Linked DNA regions of Homo sapiens: region 2 is linked to region 1. A link is a loop called in an ENCODE intact Hi-C map of the cell type or tissue named here. Cell type or tissue: K562. All regions are shown on one strand. Links, peaks and the distances in the headings refer to the core of each region. The heading gives the core; the rest is flanking DNA.

Evidence for each region. A loop is a pair of places that touch in the nucleus more often than their neighbours do. Peaks named below come from ENCODE experiments on the same cell type or tissue, not always from the same donor. Only the 100,000 strongest peaks of a DNase experiment are listed, where the experiment ranks them.
Region 2: a loop joins it to region 1, with 4 times the contacts of the local background. A loop is called at or near these places in 8 of 110 quality-filtered maps.

The regions. Positions count from the first base shown.
Region 1 is chr2:168,906,136-168,923,233 of GRCh38, reverse strand. It overlaps ABCB11 (ATP binding cassette subfamily B member 11), which reads left to right. Exons shown (of 28, transcript NM_003742.4): 28 at 1-2,453. G6PC2 (glucose-6-phosphatase catalytic subunit 2) reads right to left here. Exons shown (of 5, transcript NM_021176.3): 4 at 16,455-16,570; 5 at 13,234-15,666. The coding sequence ends at 15,155. Among named protein-coding and RNA genes, the nearest start is that of G6PC2, 13 kb to the right of the region's middle. RefSeq lists enhancers at 9,651-10,185, 10,186-10,721, 14,496-15,291. In K562, for the core only: a CTCF peak has its summit at 2,464 (motif pointing right); a DNase peak (open chromatin) is centred at 2,493.
Region 2 is chr2:168,710,113-168,715,112 of GRCh38, reverse strand. It overlaps CERS6 (ceramide synthase 6), which reads right to left. Exons shown (of 10, transcript NM_203463.3): 7 at 1-112. Among named protein-coding and RNA genes, the nearest start is that of CERS6-AS1, 74 kb to the left of the region's middle. In K562, for the core only: a CTCF peak has its summit at 2,942; a DNase peak (open chromatin) is centred at 2,952.

The DNA of each region.
Region 1 (17,098 bases), core at 74-5,073:
TTGAACCCTCGGTGTACACAGAGGCGGGTCTATAACAGGCAATCAACAAACGTTTCTTGAGCTAGACCAAGGTCAGATTTGAAAAGAACAGAAGGACTGAAGACCAGCTGTGTTTCTTAACTAAATTTGTCTTTCAAGTGAAACCAGCTTCCTTCATCTCTAAGGCTAAGGATAGGGAAAGGGTGGATGCTCTCAGGCTGAGGGAGGCAGAAAGGGAAAGTATTAGCATGAGCTTTCCAGTTAGGGCTGTTGATTTATGCTTTAACTTCAGAGTGAGTGTAGGGGTGGTGATGCTACCATTACTGTGAGGACCTACCAGTGTGGCTGGAGCAGGGACTCTCTCCCAGGCCTTTTACTCCTCAGCACCTCCCTGCATACTGATTGTTGTTTTTAGTTTCTGTGAAATTATATTCATGAAATGAAAATAGCGCATTTTACTTTGCTGTAGTTTCATAAGGTTTTATACAAAAAAGCAAGTAAATATGGCAGAAAAGCACTCATTTGCCCCTGCTCCCTCAAAACACCACAGAATGACATAGAACTAAAGGCGGCAGGAATCTACAAGAATGAAGAAAACACAGTGATGCCACCTGCAAAATCTTGGGAGCCAGAAAGCAAATGGACAATTGATAATAGAGTTACAAGATGAGAGAAAACAAAAATGTAACCTGTTAGTTGGGGGAGCCTAGAAACATCCTGTTTTGTACCACAGACCCCTAGAAAGTTTCAAGATGTAAAAACACTGGATCCTTCTGGAAGGAGGAGACAAGGGGACAGAGGGACTGAAGACAGAAGAATGGACCAAAAGCCTGTATGGAAACAGAATTGCAGAGCCCCGCCTGCAGCAGGATGGCTGCCTTTCCCCAGTTCCAGCGAGAAACTGCATACTCCCTCTCTGAGGAGGCTCACAGGGAGGTTTGCACTTAGAGACACAAGATGAAGTTGAAGGGGCAGCTAACATACAAGAGACAGGGGGATTGAATGTAAAGCTGTGTATGAACAGAAGAACTCCCAGCCCCTCTCTTCTGGCAGGAGATTGAAGAATGATTTTCTGGGGAAATTGGCCAATCTTAGAAAAGAGGTCGGGCCAGGCGCTGTGGCTCACTCCTGTAATCCCAGCACTTTGGGAGGCCAAGGCGGGCGGATCATGAGGTCGAGAGATTGAGACCATCCTGGCTAACATGGTGAAACCCCGTCTCTACTAAAAATACAAAAAAATTAGCCGGGCGTGGTGGCGGGCGCCTGTAGTCCCAGCTACTCAGGAGGCTGAGGCAGGAGAATGGCGTGAACCCGGGAGGTGGAGCTTGCAGTGAGCCGAGATCGCGCCACTGCACTCCAGCCTGGGCGACAGAGCGAAAAAAAAAAAAAAAGAAAAAGAAAAAGAAAAGAGGTCAAGGACTCCGTCCTTGGAATCCTAAGAAAATTTTCCAGCCGTATTACCCTTCTATGAAGCCCACCTGTCAACCAACAAGCACCCACTCGATCAGAGCTTCCCCAGGCTTTTTGGTGTCTCCTCCTTGCATGGGAATTGACTTCCAAGGACCACCAGACACTGAGGAAGTATTTTAACATATAAAGCAAAAGCAACAATAGGGCAGCTGGAGAAAGGAAATTAGAAGTAACAGAGCCAATGCAGTGATTAGAAAAACACTCAAAAAATGGTAATAAATGTGTTCAATGGGTCAAGAGAACATATTTCCATCTATTTAAATAAAAACAGGAATCAATAAAAGTGAACATACAAAAAAGAGCTCTTGTCACAGAAATGAAAACCTTGGGAGCAGGACTGCACCCACGGTTCCCACCAACCTATCCTGCCATCATGTTTTCTCCCTACTCCAGCTTCCTCCCAAGCTCACTCTACGTAGATGGTTTTTCTTCCCTTAGCCAACAAACGAAATTCTGCCTATAAATTAAGCCAGGACACTAGGATATGGAGGTATATTATTTATGTCTCTTTTCCAGTGTTTCCTGGTATATAACAGCAAAGATGGTTTAGCAAGTTAACTGGTCAGGCCAGAATTCTTGATGGTTGCCAAGTCAGGAGGCAGACGGTGAAGGAATGCATTCTGGTTATGAAAAATGGCAATGACGAGTAAGTTGCAGAGTAAAGATGCCTTTTAGAGGAAATTAAGGTTTGCAATAAATGCATGCTAATCCTCTAATTTTGATGAAAGACTAAAGCTCTTGTTTTGGTTTGCATTTCAAAGAGCAAGAGCATAGGCTCTTGTGCTGGGAGGTGGCCAGTTTCCTGGAAAGGAATTTATGGAGTCTGAAAGAGGAATTAGTACAAATTATATTTTCAAATAAGATACTTGAAAGTTATTGATGACAGGGAAAAGATTGTCTAAAGAGGGCTTGAAATTGGGGAAATAATTGAGGCTCAGTGACAAAGGAGAAGATTACAACTTCAAAAATGAATAAATAAATAACATTGCATGTTTATTTTACAACACCAGGGGGCGATGATGTCTACGTTTTTATTCTGTATCCTTTATCGCTGACAAAGATTTGGTCTCTGCAATTTTACCTTATTGTTTCTCAGATGACCAAGGGGTTGGCTTAATTTGTTCTGTTTAAACTTATTGCAAGTCCTTCTGTAATTTCCTAATGTTTTCATAATGTGTGTTGTGACCAGACTCTCCTTATAACCCCAGTTAATAAAAGTTAACAGGAAAAAAAAAAAATAGAAGGATTGGAAGATAAAGTTGGGGAAATTTCTCTGAAAGTAAAACAAAAAGATAGAGATGAAAAGTAGGAAAAAATAAGAAAAGAAAAAATTGAGGGTAACAATTCAGGTGGTGCAATAATTAGTCAATAGTCTAGTTCAAGAGAGTTTATTTAAAAAAATAAATTTAGACTATTTTAAAAAATAGTCTAAGATCATTTCCTACAATTGAAGAATATGAATTTCCAAGCTGAAAGAGTTCACCCAATACTGAATATAATAAATAAAAATCCTATTTGGGCACAGTATGAAATTTTAGAAAATGAGGGAAAAGGAGAATATTTTCCAGGAGAGAAGGAGGAATGTGTGACATATAATCGATAAAGAATTATAATCATGTGACTGGGCACAGTGGCTCATGCCTGTAATCCCAGCACTTTAGGAGGCCGAGGCAAGAGGATTGCTTGAGCCCAGGAGTACAAGACCAGCCTGGGCAACCTGGCGAAACCCCATTTCTAACAAAAAAAGAAAAGCAAAAATTAGCCAGGCATGGTGGCATGAGCCACTCGGGAAGCTGAAGTGGGGTGATTGCTTGAGTTCAGGTGGTTGAGGCTGCAGTGACCCAACATCGCGCCACTGCCCTCCAGCCTGGGCAACAGAGCAAGACCTTGTCTCAAAAAAAAACAAAACCAAAAAACCAAAAAACAAAACAAAACACACACACACACAAAAGAACTATAATGACATAGGACCTCTTGACAATGAAACTAAAATTCATAAAGATTTGCCTTCAAAATTCTAAGGGGAATCATTCTATATGTAGCAAAGCTATTCTCAAGAATGAGAGAGGTCTAAAGACATTCTCAGTCATGCAGGTCTCAACACCTCTACTCCCCATCTTTTCTCAGAAAGCCACAAAAGGGGGCTTTTTTTTTAAAAAATAAGGTCACAGATAAAAAAAATAGGAAGATATGGGATGTAAGAACAGATGACCTAACTCAAGAATGAGGTGCTGGGAATCTCCAGGATGATTAGGAAGGAGATCCCAGGATTACAGGTGTGCTGTACCCAGAGGAAGTAGTCAGCTAGATTGAGGCAGGGAAATGGGTTCTGAGAGGAATGTCCCCCAGAAAAACATGGTGCTGCTAGAATGCCTGGTGGGTTTGAATGCTGAGAGAAGACAGAACCCCCTGCTAGAGTTTGAGGGTAAGTTAGCAATGCGTAATAGAAGACAAAGAGAGTGAGATTGGAGATTTTTAGCTATTAGCTCTAGGTGGAAAGAAAAGTTACACAAAAAGAAAATATATTTTTATTTTACCTTATGACTCATCTGAGAATGTTATTTACAAAGTCACATCAATGTAAAAGCTTAATACTGATCTAAAGCAGAATTATAGATAGATTATGAAAGGAACAAGAAAATATGTGGGGTAGGTTGGGATGGGATAGGACATGGGTAAAAAAAGAACTGGATCCTTGTGGTCCTCATATTTCATAATGGAAACTAAACAGTTAAACATTTAAACAAATAAGATGTTTTACAATAAAAACATCTTATTGTAAAAGATGAAGGTGAATACTGAAAGAAACTGCTAAAAGATTTATGTACATATATATCTTTCATTGAAAAAAATAAAGTTTAAGATGAAAAGGGGATAGAAATGCAGTACAGTTACAAAAATTAAAACAATAGATACTGAAACTATTATAGATTTGAAAGATACATCACCAGAACAGAAGGGAGTCCAGAAATAGATTCACCAGAGATCCCATTTATCAGAATATATTTTAAACTTCTAATCACAAAAAGTGAGCACACTTTTCTCTTCCTGCATTGTTCACAATCATTTGGAAAAAATCTCAAATCTATAAATAAGACGATGGGGTAAAGGTCAAATAAGTTTCGGTACATATATGCAATGATGTTTTTCATGAAGCCAAAATAATGATGTTGACTTACATTTATTGTTTTTTGTGGAGCAATGCCCATGTTATATTGTGCAGAAAAAAACCATTTCTGATCATCAAAGATGGTATGATGCTATCTATCTGTCTAATCATCTATGCACACACACTCATACATGCATGCATCTGTTATGTGTGTATCTGTGTTTGGTGTGTGCTTGTACATACTTGTATGCATAAAAAGATATCTGGAAGAATTTCTGCCAAATTTTGGTAACTTTTATTTCCAGCCATTTGTCCTCTGTGTGACCAGAACTCCCTGCATATACTAAAATGTCTATTGATGGTCTTTGAGGGCAGAGACTGCCTAGTTCATCTTAATGTCCCCAGTGCTTTACTCGGTACTTGGCATAAAGTTCTACCTCAATACATCTTGTTGAATAGTCTTCTCAAAGTCACACAGGTAGTTTATAACTTGTCAGCCCCCACGTAAGGAATAAAAGTGGAAAACGCCCATTCTTTCCGTGGGTCAGAGCAGTGCCTTTCAACAGAAATATAATATGGGCCACTAATGTGAGCCACATAGGTAATTTTAAATTTTCTAGTCACATAAAAAAGTGGAAAAAAAACAGGTGAAATTTATGCTAATTGTATATTTTATTCAACCCAACATATCCAAAATATTGCCATCACAACATGTAATCAAAAATATCCTGAGATTTTTACATTATCTACTAAATATTCAGAATCTGAGGTGCATTTACATTTACAGCACATGTTAGCTCAAATCAGCCTTATGTCAACGTCTGTTCTCAAGAGCCACTAGTGGCTACTATGTTGGACAACACAGAATTAGAATATCAGGTTCATGAATTCTCTAGTCTGAATCTCAGTTGTCTCTACAATTCTAGTCTTATAAAAACATGAGCCCAGCTTCTCCATTGGAATGTGTCCTTACACTGTACTCAGAAACTTTGCAAAACTTCAGTTTTGCAGGATGTCAGTTTGGATGCAAGAAAGACCTTTGGGGAATCAAACAAATCATTTTGATGTCAGAAGTCATAGAGCTACACTGGCCTGTATCAGAAGTGGTTAAAATGCTTTACATCATACATTTTATTTGATTCACCAGTGTGAGTTGACAAAAGTGAAATAACTAAGATTGTTTAGTGTAACAAAATACAGTATGATATTAAAAATGGTCATATTAGCTAAGCTTCCTGAGGACCTCTTCCCAAAACAAGTTTTCTTCCAGTTGATCTGTAAGAACCATTTATGATTTTTTTCTGTGAACAATTCTTAGGAAAAGTTGAAGCAGCACATCTTCCAACTTATTTTGAAAACAGGCTCTCAGTTAATTTTGGTCCATTTCAAAATTGCATGAAAGAGATGCCCATATATTAGAAATGCTACTGTTTGAGAAAAAAAAAGGTAGAAAAATTGGCCTCTAGTTTTTTTGTCCAAAAACTCTTTTTTATATAGTTACTCTAAATGTACTCTACATGTGCCCTTAGGAAATTATTTCAATGAAAAGATTCTTTGAATTTGGTGCTGCCCCCGTGCCTATAATTTTTGGCAATTATACACTCATTTTAAAATGTAGGTCCTGGAATATTTTAATACTATATTCTGAAAGTGTAAAATACATAGGATCATAATTAGGTATAGTTTGCCATATATTTATTCAATAATTAAATATCAGTTTCTTATCGTAAGAAAATATCAGAACAGTTTCATCATGTTGGTTTAGGATCCCACCTCATATTTCCAACTAAGGGTTTGATTTATTAAATATTTCTTATGCATGCAAAATCTCTCCATAATCAAGGCACAAAAGGATGTTAGAGGAAATACAAAATTAAGAATTTGGTTGTTTTCAAACACACTTGGAGAGAAATTTACATATACATGTGTACCATCATAAAATGAGCACTGTGTCCACTTGGATTTGCTCTAAATTTACAGATCAAGTAAATGATCTCACCTGCATGTGAGACGGCAGGTGAAAGTAACTCAGTGAACCTCTAAACCCATTTCCAATTTCTTTCACACTGGGTTCAATTAAATGCCCAATTAATTTAAATAGCAGACTGTAAATAAAGCAATGCACATGATTATCATCTAATTAGCACTGGCCAGCATTATAATGTGCTCATTAGCGAGTTGTATGGTATCCTGAGGCTCATAATGAGTAATCAGGGTACTCGTGATTGGCATGTGGCTATCCGAATGCAACTACTCAACCCAATAAATTGGAGTTAGGACAGAATGTGTTATGTAAAAAGAAAAAATACAGAGCCAGCTGGTGAATTGGCAATTTCCTCCTTCCTGTAATTCAGGTACAGCTCCTGCTCTCAAATACAAAATAAATGTGAGAACAGGAGAGCTGGAGATAGCAGAAGAGCTGGAGATAGAAATGGAAATGTTCGCTAAGGGTGACAGAGAACAAGTGCCTATGATTATTATACAAGATTACCAAAAAAGATAAAACCTTTGTGGTATTTGGTTTCTTTTTCATATCTCAAGTATAGAATCAAAGTAAGAAATGAGCAGAGTTTCAATAACATTTCTTGGAAGGTGAAAATTTAATCATTGAAATATACTTCCTGATAATGTTCATAAAGCATTTTGCCTTCATGGTTTTAGCATGTTACTGCAAAATAGTTTGGCAGGCTGCAGGGAGAGATGCAGCTGAGTGTTGCATTCATTGTTATGTAGGTGATAAGTCACTATGGCAGGTGTTGTCTCTCTTGACACCCAATCCGACACGCTTTTCTTTTGCTTTCCTCTATTACAGAGGCTGGAAAGCAAAATATTTACCTTCCTAGACTCCCTTGCAGCTAGATGAAGGCCAGGTGACATTGTCTTGTCAATGAAATATAGGCACAAGGCCCTATGCAGGCTGTCCCTTTCTGAATAAAGCCTGGGTAAAAGAAAACCTGAGTCTCTTCCCCCTTTCTTCTTTCCTGAATGCACAGCAGCCATGCTGTGATCACTTGGACAAAAGCCACACACCACAGATGGCAGAGCAGGAAGATATTCAGCCTGATTCCTGAACATCCTTTGTGCAGCTACTTCAGCCTGGGTTGCCTGCCTTCACCCATCTTGTTACAGAAGAAAAAGACACCTCTCACTTGTTTAAGCCACTGAAGTAGTTTTTTTGTAATTGTGTTTGTTGTTGTTGTTGTTGCTGTTAACTAAAAATTAATACAATCTTACTCAATAGATCTTTATTAATAAAAATCCTGAAATGTAAGTATAAAGAAAATAACACAATATTGAAGTATTAATGCATTCTTAAATGATCTTCAAATATGATCATTATATCTAGAGATATTCCAAAAATATTCAGTGAAAGGAGGAATCGGTCTTTTTTACCTAGTATCACTGCCATGGAAAGACGATATCACTGGATGGGTGTCCTGGCAGCTCTTTCTTTCCTGGAACATTGCACATGCCCTGCTTTAAATGAAGGAAGCTTTTACTTTAGGCACTTAGTGTTTTTTGAATATGCTTTCTCATCCTTTCACGTGATAAAATTGATGTTAGACTGGGAACAATCTAGATCCCTTTGACAGGATATGCCAGAGGTGGGAAGAAAAAGTGGTTCAAGAAAGGATGAATTTGAAAAAGGATGGGTTAGAAGAAATGGGGAGTAAAGTTCCCAGTTAATTTATAGCTGGAAATAGTCACAAACCAATTCTTCAAGTCCACAGGCCAGAGGTATCCCTGGAGTCCACCCAGATCTGTTGCAAGTGAGCCCAGAATCAATGGAGGCCTCCCCCCAGGGAAGAGCCTATATTGAACTCACCCTTGCATCTCCAGCAGCTGAAGGCATTTAATACATTCTGGTCTGGTGGGTGGGTGAGTTAAAAGACAAGCATGGACAGAAAGGGCCCTAGTTAAGTCCGTGGAGATTTTAGAAGCTTTTTGGATCTGGATTTCTAATTTTGTTCATCCTCAAAAAGCCTGGCATCATGTAACTTGGTGTCAGAGTTGTGTTTCATTCAGGAAGCACATTTCAACAGCCATAAAAAATTAAAAAGTAAATTTTATCTTTATGTCTTTGAGAAATCCGTAATTACTCCACAATAAACTTACTAAAATGCTGTGTCAAAACTCTAGTCACTTTCCTCATTCAGCTCCGTCATGTAAGCTCTCCAACCTTACCTCCCACAAAGCCAAGTTTCCCTCTCCTTCCTTTCTTCTCATTCAGCCTATTATTATGTGATCTGCTTAGTATCTCTTCCAGCAAGAATTTCTTCTTTAGGATGTTGAGAAAGGGGAACTGGAGTTGGAATTTAATTATAGGATTTCTGTTGCAAGATAGCATAGCAGGAAGTCTATGGCTATTCTCACGTTAATAATTTTGCCCCATAACATCAGTTAAATTATCTCTCCATGTACTTTTTTATTGCTATAAAATTCAGATTCTAATTAGAATCGAATGTTTTAAAGACTGGTCCAAAATTGTTTAATAAAGTAGCACATTTCAAAACAGAGTGCTTTGTAGAAGTTATAGCCTTGTTCATTGCATGTAACTAAAATTAAAACAGTATCAAAACACATTAGCCAGGGTCTTATCACCTTCTTGCTCCACTTCACAAAAAAATTAACAATACATCTGAAAGCCTTCTGTGAAGATAGTGCTTCACAAAGAGCAAACAAAATAGAGGAGCTGGTTGGAGAGACAAAGCACAATATGTTGGACTGAATGAGACCCTCAGAGTTGAAGAATATCACACCGTGAATGAACCTTCCATTTTAACCCCATACTAAACTCCTCAGTTGAGAACTGGGTAAACTGAGGCCACCAACACTAAATGGCCTTCTGGAGTTTTAGTGGTTAGATGCAGGGCCAGGCTAGAATGTAGTTCTGATGACTCCAGTCCAGGATGCTGGTTGCTAAACTCCACGAAGGCCTTTGTACATCGATCTGCCTTTGAATTTCCTGGCACCTGCCTACCTGCATTCTGACTTCCTCTGGGATCCACATGTGGACCTGTGGCGCAACCTCTTGCTTGGCCAGGGTGAGCAGGGCATCAGCATTCCAAAGCTAAGAGAATAAGATACACACACACACGCACACACACACACACACACACACATCTCCAAAACTCAGACAGGAACATTTATTTTTATTTTGTTAAGTCAATGCAGTTTTCATCTAGAAATATAGCAAGAGCTCTACCATTTTTTTATTTGAACAATTGCTTAAAAAAAAAAAGAAAGGAATGATTATGTAGAAATGTTTTTGATGCAGAATTACTGAGCCTGGAGGCAAGGGGGCGGGGCGGGGCGGGGCGGGTGGAAGATAGTGCCCATCTTCTATTAGCAGCAGGATGTATGAGCACAGATGACAATCCGGTCCATGCTGTTCATCAGACAAAGCCTGAATCCTGGAAAAAGCCAACTCTTTGAACAGGAATTAGAGTGTGATCGGCTCAGTTGACGTACAGGGGTAGGTGAGTGCGAGAGTAAAGAAGCTCTTCTTTGTCTTCGGTAGTGCTGGGTTTCTTTTCCAGGCACACAGATGGCCTGCTCCCCCTGCAGCGCACCCAGATCCTCCCAGGGAGGCCGCTTCAGTTTCCACTTGGCCAGCGCCAGAAACGGGCTGCTGTGCTGCCAGCGCCTACGTTCCTCCCCGCGCTGCGCCAGGAGTCCCGTTCGGCGGGACCGCAGCTGCTGCCTTCACTCATTACCTGCCCCTGTCCTGGCAGCTCCTTCAGAACATATTGTTCTTTGGGGAAATATCATGGTTTTTGAACTGAGGACAGATTCTCTTCAGAAATCACATGGCAAAACATTAGAAAAAAAGAAAAACTAAGAAATTTAAAAATTCAGAACAGAAGACAATCGGTTTTATGCTAACTTTTATAACCTTAATCGTTGAAGCTTTTCCCCTCCTTTAGAGCAATTACTTCTATGCTGCCAAAAGAAATGAGAAGTGATTTCATCTGAGTCATTACTGTGCTCTCCCTCAAAGGATAGCAGACAGTAATTAGTACTCCACACCAGACCTGCCTCAAATTTGGCATAAACTGCATTCGTCCTTTACAGAGCCGAAAATGAAGCACTTCTAAGTCTTAGAATCTTCTCGTGAATTTCTGTCATTTGGCAGAAATTTCTGGAGTCGTTGCTTCTTATAGATCTTTTCTACTGTTAACTTTAAAAAAATAGACTTTTAACAATTGGCAAATGGCACCACATTACCTTCAGAGTGAAATCACCATCTGAAAGCATTCGAAGTAAGGGGAGGGGAAAAGTTAGACCCCCATTTTAGTTTCCTGGCAATATTGAGATCTAGAAATTCATCCTAGAAGCTGTTTGCCATTTCCAAAGTGCCTAGGACAGCCCATCAATGAGGGCAAAATCCTCAGGGGCAACTGGACACGAGCGGTCCTTTTTGGAAGACTTTATGAATAGCCACAGAAGTACAGGTGTTGGGCATTGATGTGTGCTAGACCCAGAGAAGCAGGGAGGCTTCGTCAGAAAGCCAACCAGCCATCCAGAATGTGGTCATGGACTGGGTAAAGCTCCCCGCTAGTATTGTGTACCTTAGAGGGTTTCCAGAACATGGTGCAGGGAGGGTGAACCCAGACTCTCTGATTCCAGGCAACAGAGCTGAGAGTCCAGGGACACCAAGGCGGCTATTGCTCACAGGACAGAATGAGAGAGAAGGGAGCTGCAGAGAGAGAATCCAGGTCTGCAGAGGGTCCCTTTGGAAAATGCAGCAATATCTGTTAACTTCTTAGAGCCGTTAACGCTGATTCATGTTGTCTCACAGGAACATGGCAAAAGTGACAATATACAAAATACTTGGGTTTTATTTTCAAGGAAAATCACTGTGAGACTTGATTTGTGCTGTCCAATTCAGTAGCCACTAGACACACATGGCTATTGAAATGTAAATTAAAAGTAAATGAAGGTTAAAAATGCATTTCCGGCAGGGCTTGGTGGCTCACGCCTGTAATCCCAGCACTTTGGGAGGCTGAGGCGGGCGGGTCACGAGGTCAGGAGATCGAGACCATCCTGGCTAACACGGAGAAACCCTGTCTCTATTAAAAATACAAAAAAATTAGCCAGGTGTGGTGGCAGGTGCCTATAGTCCCAGCTACTCCGGAGGCTGAGGCAGGAGAATGGCATGAACCCAGGAGGCAGAGCTTGCAGTGAACCGAGATCGCGCCACTGCACTCCAGCCTGGGCAACAGAGCGAGACTCCGTCTCAAAAAAAAAAAAAATGCACTTCCTCAGTTGCATCAGCTACATTTCAAGAGCTCAATAAACATCTGTGGCCAGTGGCTACTATATTGGACAGCACAGATAGAGAACATCTCCATCACTGTAAAAGTTCAATTGAAGAGTGCTGGAATATACAGTTTTAAAATACTTAAGAAAAGAATCTCATTTTTAGAACCAAGTCACTTGACTTTTTCTTAAACCAAGATTTTTGTATGTATGTACCAATTTGATCTTGAATTTATTTAAAAATTTTGAAAAAATGTAAAGCATTTCAACATTTGACTTTTAGTTTCAAGGACATCTTATAACAATTCTTTTAATCACCATCTGTTTTATAATGAAATATGTCTAAAGAAGGCACCAACTTAACCTTCTTAGGCAGATGTCCAATCAATAGGTTGTCAAAGGAAAGGAACTAATATTCTTCCTGATAGCTAGTTTCAGCAATAATAAATTATTTTGTATTTTTTTTCCAAATGTAGGTTTGATTGGACAGTTTCTTGAGTCAGATTTTCTCTTGAGTCAGATTTTCTTGTCTAGATTTTCTCATCCTAAAAGCTCATGGTATTGACATTTTTCTCCTGAATATGTAGATAGGTAGACATTTTGAATATATGGTTATAGTAACAGTATTTAATGAGCTCAATTCCACTTACTTCTGACAAATAAATTGGAAACAGAAGAGTCTTTTCCATCATTATTAAGGGCAGGCATTTTCTCCAAGGCTGTGAAAAACGATTCCTCTTGCTGCCTAAGGCGTTTCAATTGCAAAAACAATTTACCACCATATGGATCCCTCCAGGAGACTTCAACTAGAATAAAGAGGGAAATCTACTCCCATGGGGACTCTGGGGTTTTTATGGAAGATAGGGGCAGAGTTCTTGGGGATTAATTATAGAAAACAAGCCCACACTTCATCCCAGTCCCCTCTGAGGGTAATGTGTTGCCCAACAGACAGCACCATGGGGTGGCTGAAGATAGCTTTCTCCATGGAAACGGAGAACGGATTTATGGTAGAGTCAATCATTGCTGCAGAATTCCCTGGCTATTAATGCCGGTTTCCTCAGGCCTTGCTGAAAGCAGGCTGAGATTGTACTAGGATGAAGGGGATGTACCAGAATCCTTCAAGACTAACATTATCTTATGTGAAATTTGGCAAAGGGCTTTTAGACAGGAATGAGATCTCTGATGTGTGGAAGATGTAATGACACAAATGTATCATGAAATGTGAAGGCATCTAAAGGTACAGCATGGTGGGACATAGGGTGGGACTGAACCAATGAGCAACGGTCATCACCTGAAGAATCATTCTTCTCTACTTCTTTCATCCCAAATGTCCCAGCAACATGAGACAAATTTCATTCTTAAGCTATTCTTTCTTAATCCCTCAGCTTTTTGCTTTGGAATCACCGAACCACTAATATCAAGTTCAGTTTATTTACCTTTTAGAAAGTTCAGTTGCCTTTTAGAAAGAAAGCTATTAAGTGCGTTTTATAAAAGCAATGACACATGCTCTATACATATACTTGGAAAGGAGTAATTAATACTTTGATTTTTTGAGGTTTGTTATCCTCAGCTACTATCATGTTAAACAACACTCACTTCAACTGTATTGTTTTCATTAATATTCATAGATTATTTAATATGTCATCTAAAATAATTAATGTATTGATATTCTGAGAAGAGTTACATAAAACATTGTGGGGGATTACTAAGATATCTAGCAAAATCTGCCTCAAAATCCTTGTACTTGATTGAAATGACACAGTTATCAACTTAAAGCCCAGCATTCCTAGATTCAATGAGGAAAAAACACACTTACTGAGAAATTGTTAATATAATATTAATAGTCCATCAACAATAATTTTCTAAAACAAAGCTATAGATTTTCATCACAGTTCAGTATACATAGAGACTAATCCAGCTAACAGATGCAAGCATTTAATAGTTGGCCTGGGTTGGAGCATGACCTTGAGGAAGGCACCTGATTTCTCTGGTTTTGAAAGTCTGTCTCCTAAAAATAAAGTATGGAGATGTCATAGTGAAGAGATAAGTCTTTGGGGGTTGAATAATGTTCTATTAGAGTAAGTTCAGTAGAATTTATTGAAATATTGGTGAGCACTACTGTAAAACAGAGACCAGAAGTGAAGCAGAGGTTCAAGTCCATACTGTAGCCTGGCCTGTTCTGTTGTCCCTGGACCCGTGTGTATATACATCTGGAGCCACTGTTGGTCCCACCTAGACCCTGCATGTATGTGTGGGGTATAAGTCAAAGAGGATGCAGTATTTCAATGTCATTTCTGAAAAGGTAGCTGATTTATATGGCAGTCATCATAGAATCTAAATGAAAGCATTCATTCTTACTGATTTTTACCTCTTGTAAATGAAGAAACAAAAGACAGTGTAGGCCAACTATTAATACAATGGCTCAAGCCTGCAATCCCAGCACTGTGGGAGGCTGACATGGGTGGAACATCCTCAAGGGAACTCCTTGAGGCCAGGAGTTCAAGACCAGCCTGGGCAAATATAGTAAGAAGCTGGCTCTAAAAAATATTCAAAAATTAGCCAGGCATGGTGGTGCACACCTGTAGTCTTAGCTAATGGGAGGCTGAGGAGGGAGGATCATTTGAGCCAGGAGTTTGAGGCTGCAGTGAGCCGCTATCCACCACTGCACTCCAGCCTGGGCAACAGAGCAAGTCCCTGGTTCTAAAAAGGAAACATACAAACAAAAAGCATGTGCATGTGTGCACACTCAAACACACAGTGTAATGGGGATATGTGTCAGAAGCCTTGGGTTCTAATTCCTGCTCTGAAGGTGGCGTGACTCCAGGCAAGTTCTTTTACCTAAATAGGCTTCCATTTCCTCATCTGAAAACTGAAACTGGATATGGCTGTGGTCCCCACTAAAATGTCAACAGGAATCAGATGCAGCCTGGCCTTAAGAAGATAAAGGAATCATAGTGGGGCTCCTGCTGGGATGCTGAAGACTGTGAGAAAATGGAGTCCTTGCCTCCTACTGGGGACTGTTAGTATGCAGCTCTGGTCAGTTGTCTCCAGCTGGGGATGCAGGCTCTGTGTTGTCATACTATCAGATTTTTCAAGAAATACAGAACTTCCGATTTTTATGTCAAATATTCTTGTATCTAAATATTGGTAACTGAAGGATTAAAAAAAAAGACCAGTGCGAAGGCCAAACTAAACATCTCTATGGGGAATGGGGCCTGTGCCGCTATTCTGTGAAGTCGGATTAGAAGCCTCTGGTCTGTGCCTACTCTGTGGCTCTACTGGTGGATGGAGAAGGGTGATCTGTGACACAGAGCACTAACTCTAGGCACCACTCTACTGACTCTTCTTTCCGCTTTGTTTCATTAACATATGAACAGAGTAGGGAATGAAAGCAACCACAGTTAGGGGAATGGATGCACTTTTACAAAAAGACAGCACATAAAATAAATGCTCTTCGTGAGTCGGGATCTGGAGGAAATGGTAGAGCTGCAGTATTGTCAATGAGGTCAAGGCACAGAGCAACCGGAAGCTCAGTGTGTAGTTATTTCCCCCTCGGCAGCTCAGGAGGAACATCTCTGAGTTGATTGCAAAGCCCAAGCCAAAGAGGACCCCAAGGTTTCTCACGAGTCCAGCAAAAGGCGTGGTGTCAATGTGGATCCAGTCGGGGTTAGCACACCACTTTTTGGCTATGGGCACGGACCACAGCAGGTCAATGTTGAGCACCCTAAGAAGCAGGTAAAAGCCAACTGCAAACAGGAAGAGAAAGAGGTTGGTCTTCAGGTATGTGCCCAGACTGGCCGTTTGGATGCCTGGAGTGTGTTCAAAGGCCTCTGCCACCAGCATGCCTGAGGATTGGAAAGAGACACTGACAATGACTGTGTGCCCTTGAGCCCCTCGAGGATCATTCCTCTCTGCATTAAAGATTTGCCACAGTTTTCAATGACAAAGGGCATTAGACACAGAGGTTCTATCCATTTTCCAAAGCCTTTTTTAGGCAGTAACTAAAAATGCAGGTTTGCCCACGGTGTTTTCATTATTCATACTAGTCCAGAAGGATCGTTCTGGAGTTGGTGGCACTGACTGACAACCCGCTTTTTAGACAGAGCACTGATCTAGGTACTTGCAATTAACATTTCAATTGCCATAGCCAATTAGCCTTTGAAAGGTAAGGTGGTGCTGAACAATGGAAACTGAGTCATGGTGAACACTGCTTCAGGAATACAAAGCAGCTACTAAATGGAGTCCGTAATCATGTAATAGTCACTTCACATGTTTCAGAGAGAATGGCACAGTGTGCAGGGCTCAGAGTCATTAAGTTCCCTCACGCAAGACACAAGCACACTGTCTGAAGTGATGGTTTGGGAGTTAGACTTAGCTCTAATTTCACTTCAGAAAAGCCTACCTCATGAAGCAATTGTGCATTTACGCCACTGAGATTGTGCCACTTTGTACATGGAGGCTATGAGAGGTGTGTTGTACCACGTCAGCTCCCGGGGTAGCATTTAGTATCAGTGACTTCACAGAATTACCTCTGAAATTGGAAAGTTGATTACCGGGGACAATCTGATACCCTTAAACATAATGAAACTAAAGCTTTCAAAGGACACAGCTAAAGGTAAGTGATCATATTTACCACCAATTACTCCAAGAATAACTTGATGAGGAAAATGTGTTGCTATGAATACTCTGGAGATGCAGACACTGATTTGAATCAACCAAAAAACACTCCAAAGAAATGACCAGGTCAGTCTACGATGGAAGAATAGATACAAGCATAAAAAGCAAAGAAACTGGATCACTCAAAATTAGAGGGGGTGACATCAGATGATCCTTCTCAGAAGAATCTTCTAACTGTGACATAGCATCATGATTCTAGAATCTTTTTTTTCAAAATGTTGTTTCCACATACCCCATAGGATTTGAGAAGTTTTAACAGAGATTTCTACATTTCTCAATGCATTAAATTTAACCAGTGCTATATACTGAGATTTAATAAATGTTAAAAAGGAAGTCATTTTGACATCCATTAAATAAGAATAACTGTTTTAATGGAGTAGGGGAAATTCAAGTTTGGGGGAATTACTAATATCCAGAATGATCAAGAATGAACCATATATATTTTCACGCCCTGCCCTATGTGCCTCCTCTCTCAACCTTTCTTTGCTTGAGGAAAACTCAGTAGAAACGCAGCTACCATCCAGATGAAAAGCGCATGAGCATTCCATCTGGGGCAAATTTTTTCATTGGGTTTAATTGCACAGATTTTCAAAAGTCCTT
Region 2 (5,000 bases), core at 1-5,000, 210 kb after region 1:
CTGAATCATGAAGACAAAGGACCAGCGTTCCTACTCGGGCCATATTGTTGACATATGAAAAGGTAATCAAGAAAATAGATACAAGGTGGTGCAGGAACATAATGCCAAAGTCCTTGAGGAAAGAAGAAACATCCATATTAGAGTTTAGCAACATCACATTTCCATTTAGCCATTCAGCCACTGAACCAGTATTTACTGAGAACCTCCACAAACCTAGCACTGAGGATGAATAAGGTATGAATAACGTATAATTCTTATCCTCCAGGAGTCCATCACGTGTTGGGAGAGACACATAGGAGATCAGTGGAAGCCCAAGATCAAGGCTCTGGCAGATTTGGTATCTGGAGAGGGCCCACTTCCTTGTTCATAGATGGTGACTTCTAGCTGTGTCATCATATGGCAAAAAGGGCAAAGCACTTCTTTAGGGTCACAGGAGATAGGAGGACATCAGTGACTACCAAGAATGCGATCAATGCCAGGACAAAGACCATATCACAAAGAGTGCTTTGTACCAAGCCAAATAATTTGAAGCTAAGGGAGAAATCACTACATAATTTCAAGAAAAGAAGGGCACTACTTGCATTTGAACTTTAGGAAGATCTTTGGGGCAACTGTACAGGTTTAACTGGACCACTTCTCTGACTACTAATGATTGGGGCTTCGGCAGGTATTGGCTGTGTCTTTGACCAGAGTGTGGCATCTATGAAGGGACAGTAGGTTAAGGTCAGAGGAAAAGGGCATCGTATGGCTCCCAGCCTGGGCAGTCCACTGCCTACAGAAGGGTTGATAAGCCACATAGCAAGGTTTAAGGTGGTGCTATGGTCTAAATATTTGTGTGCCCACCAAATTCATGTTAAAATCTTAATGCTCAAGGCGATAATATTAGGAGGTGGGGTATTTGGGAGGTAATTAGGGCATGAGGCCAGAACCCTCATGAATAGGGTTAGTGCCCTTGTAAAAGGGACCCCAGAGAACTGCTTTGCCCCTTCCACCATACGAAGACACAGCTAGAAGCACCATCTATGAATCAGGAAATGGGCCCTCATCAGATACCAAATCTGCCAGAGCCTTGATCTTGGACTTCCCAGCCTCTGGAACTATAAGAAATCAATTTCTGTTGTTTACAGGACTCCAAATCTACAGTATTTTGCCACAGCAGCCCAAATGGATTAAGACGGGGGTGATTGTTTTCTGTTATCTCAGATTTCTTGGAATGTGCATCTCGGTGTTAGCATCCTTCTCCCAGAATACGCCTGTTGGGATACTCAAATAAGAATCCTACCATGTTGGCTCTTCTGATAGGACCTACACAAACAAGCTCTGAATTTTTAAAAATTGTTTTATGTTAGATTCAGGGGGGTACATATGCATGCTTGTTACTTAGGTATACTGCATACTGGTGGGGATTGAAGCCCTGAATTTTAATCATTATCTGTCCATAGACATTAGAAAAAAATATATTTTGCAGAAATAACAGTAAATTGACCATCCTTATTTTGGTCGGCTTCAAGGGAACCTCATCTTGGCCTCAGTGAAGATTGTTTTTTTCTGATATTATCTCCTGACCATCTGGACATGGTTTGTTGTGATATGGAATTTCTGTTGCTTAGAAATATAGTGTCTCTTTTACTCATACTTTTATCTAATCTATATATCTCTCTCAGAGTAAGTCTGAATTTCTTTGAGACTTAAATGCCAAGACTGACCCTAATGTTGCTCTATTTGAAGCCTCTGGAGGAAGAGGTCTATTCCCCATAGACTCTTCATCTAGGGTAGATTTATTTGAATCTCTCTCTCTCTAGGGGAGACAGCAAGAAAATGAAAAGCATATCCGAAAACTGACGTATGAGCACATCGTGATTATGAAAAAGCACAACATGTAGGTTAAATCTAGGGGAGTAAACCTAAATTTTTATCTTGAAAAGTCAATATTCATATGGTCATTTATTCATTAAAAATAGTGATTGAGCATTTACTATGCTCTAGACAGTTCTAGGCTTTGAGGATGAATAAGTAAGCAAACTAGACAACTACTTTTGCCCTTGTGGAACCTGTATAATCTAGTAGGGGAGAACAGACAAAAAATATAAGTAAATGATCTCTTATAGTAGAAGGTAAAAATGTGCTATGGGGGAAAAAGAAGCAATCATGAGAAGGGTGAGGAGTCCTGGTTGCTGGGGGAGATAGACTATAATAGTACACAGAGGGGCTAGACCAGGGCAGGCTTCTCTAAGAAGGTGACTTAAAGATGATGAGGAAGCTAGTCTTACAGAGAGATGGGGAGAAAATATTCAAGCCAGAGAAAACAACCAAGGCAAAGGCATTACCCGTCACACTCTTTCTATCCTGATGTGTTCAAGGAATAGTGAGGAGGTGAGTGTGGCTGGAGTCAAGTAAGAAGCAGAGACGTGTAGAAGCCAGAGCAGCAACATTACAGATTGTAAAAATTAGTAGCTTCTTCTTATCTATTACCACTATTTAAAAAGATATTTTAACTTTGTTGAATAAAAAGTAATCACGCTACTATTTAATCCCTGATATGTAACTGTTCTACGTAGCATTTGTATTCAGATATAAATTGGGAGGTTAAGGGTCAAGAATAAAATTATTTCTGGGGTTGTAAGGACTTAATTTTATCTATCATACTGGAAAAGGTACAAAGCACTTATAAGTACTCTCTAATACTACTTGTAGTCATGAAAATGAAACAGGGCTAGGTTTTTATTCTTACAGATGTCTTCATAAACTCCATCCTACAACATTCCCTTGGGACTATTCCTGTTTGTTCTGAGAATCAGTGTGGGTGACAGTGCTAAGGTTGGTGGATGTTCAGCCAAGCTGAACATCTGGTTTACAAAGGCAACAGAAACCAGATTAGGTAGACTTCTCAGTTCCTTGTGAATTCGACTTAATCTTCTACCCAAGGGGAAGGAGGAGGCCCCTAGTGGTGTCTCTTTTTCTGAACTGCCTTGTACTTTTCCTCTGTAACCCTTTAGCTCTCATGGCTCCTGCCCTGGTTCCTGATTCACTGGGTGACAGCCACTTTCTTCTGGACCCCCACTTACCTATCCTGGACCCTCACTTACCTATCCACCTTTCCACAACTCAGAGAGGCCTCTGTCTCTAATTTCTATTCTCCAATTCAGTTATTATTTTTTTGTTTGGTTTGTCTGTGGTTAAGGCAATTTCTATTTTAAACATAAGTGCAAGAATGTTAAAACCAGGGTCTTATCGACAGGACCAGACTACTGAAAAATATAGGTGTCTTGAACAATTATGGAACATCTATTTCATAACAGCCAATTTGTAATCCAACTCTTATTAATTTTGTCATTTTTGGTAGGGGTAATTTCCTAACTATACTTTTTTTTTTTTTTTTTTGAGACAGTCTCGCTCTGTCACTCAGGCTGGAGTACAATGGTGGGATCTCAGCTCACTGCAACCTCCGTCTCCTGGGTTCAAGCCATTCTTGTGCCTCAGCCACCCAAGTAGCTGGGATTACAGGTGTGAGCCACCACGCCCAGCTAATTTTTGTATTTTCGGTTGAGACGGGGTTTCACCATGTTGGCCAGACTGGTCTCGAACACCTGACCTCAAGTGATGCACCTGCCTCAGCTTCCCAAAGTGCTAGGATTACAGGCTTGAGCCACTGAGTCTGGCTATCTATACAATTAAGAGACTGGATCAGGTTATTTTTATCCTGTCAGTTCTATAATTCTAGGCTTCATAGCCACAGTGATTAAGTAATACTTTAAGTCTTTACTAATTTCATATTTGTGTATATGTGGCGGGGAGCGAGTGTGGGAGAGCCCACACATGCACCCTCTTTATTTAGCAGCTGAGTAGCTGGTGATGTCACTACAGGTTGGGGTTTCAAAAGTCAACTTCAACAACTTTAATTGCTTAAGTGATTCTGTCTACAGCTTAGTGAACATGTCCAGAGGTTATTTTCTACCCTGGAAAGTGCCTAACATTTATGGACAACCATACATATTGATTTACTGCTAGGATAAACAGTATATTAGTTTCCTAAATGAGGTCAGATAATTTAAGAAATGAAGTGCAACGATTTCTCTTATTTTCAATTAACCTAGTCTCCAAACAGCATGACACATTGATGGTAGATTCCACTGTCAGGGGAAACATGCGTCTTCCAACAGTTAATTCTAACTGCCCATGGCAGAACTGAGCATTGAGAATGCAGTGGCCTAAGAACCTACCACTATATTCCTTCCTCTAGACTCACATTTACATCTAGTTCTCAGCTCACTGGCAGAAGAGAAATGATGACCATACTCTGAGTTTAATAAGTGATTATGTACAGGTGCAACTTACCAGTTTTACCTACTTCTGAAATTCTGATGTCTTTGCAGTTAGTACCTAAGGTTTTCTTAAGTCATTAAAGTTAGACAATACCAAAATGCCTTAGACATACAATAAAAATTGCACTGATAACATTTTCCACTGAAAGATAAAATCTGTTCTCTCCAAGCTGTTATTAGATTCCATCATGTGGAGTATAGTGTTCTACCAGATAATAACTACTTCAAAACAATGGATCCATTAACGTAGAGCTTACCTTTCAACTAATATTTTAAACTGTTTCCTAACCATAATCAAATGAAAACACACACTGCTTAATTCAGAAATTCACTGAGTTTATATTTGCTATGCTTAATACACAGATTTCAAAGTTTAACCAGCTGAATACCTAAAAAGAACAATATTTTCCACATTTTCTATTGTTCAGCTCTGAATGATTGCTCTTGGCTCACTGAAAGAGAACAAGGGTTTTTCTCTATTTAATTTTAAAATGAATAAATATAAATTGATTAAAACACTTATGGAGGATTAGTACCATTTTATAATTAAGTTTCCTGAGATGTATCTGATATAACATCAGTAAACAACCCAATGGCCTTGCCAATACAGCACGGCTCCTTTAAAAACAAGAGCCTTGTTTTTTAGACAAAATTTGCTTTGTAAAGATGTTTTTTGCA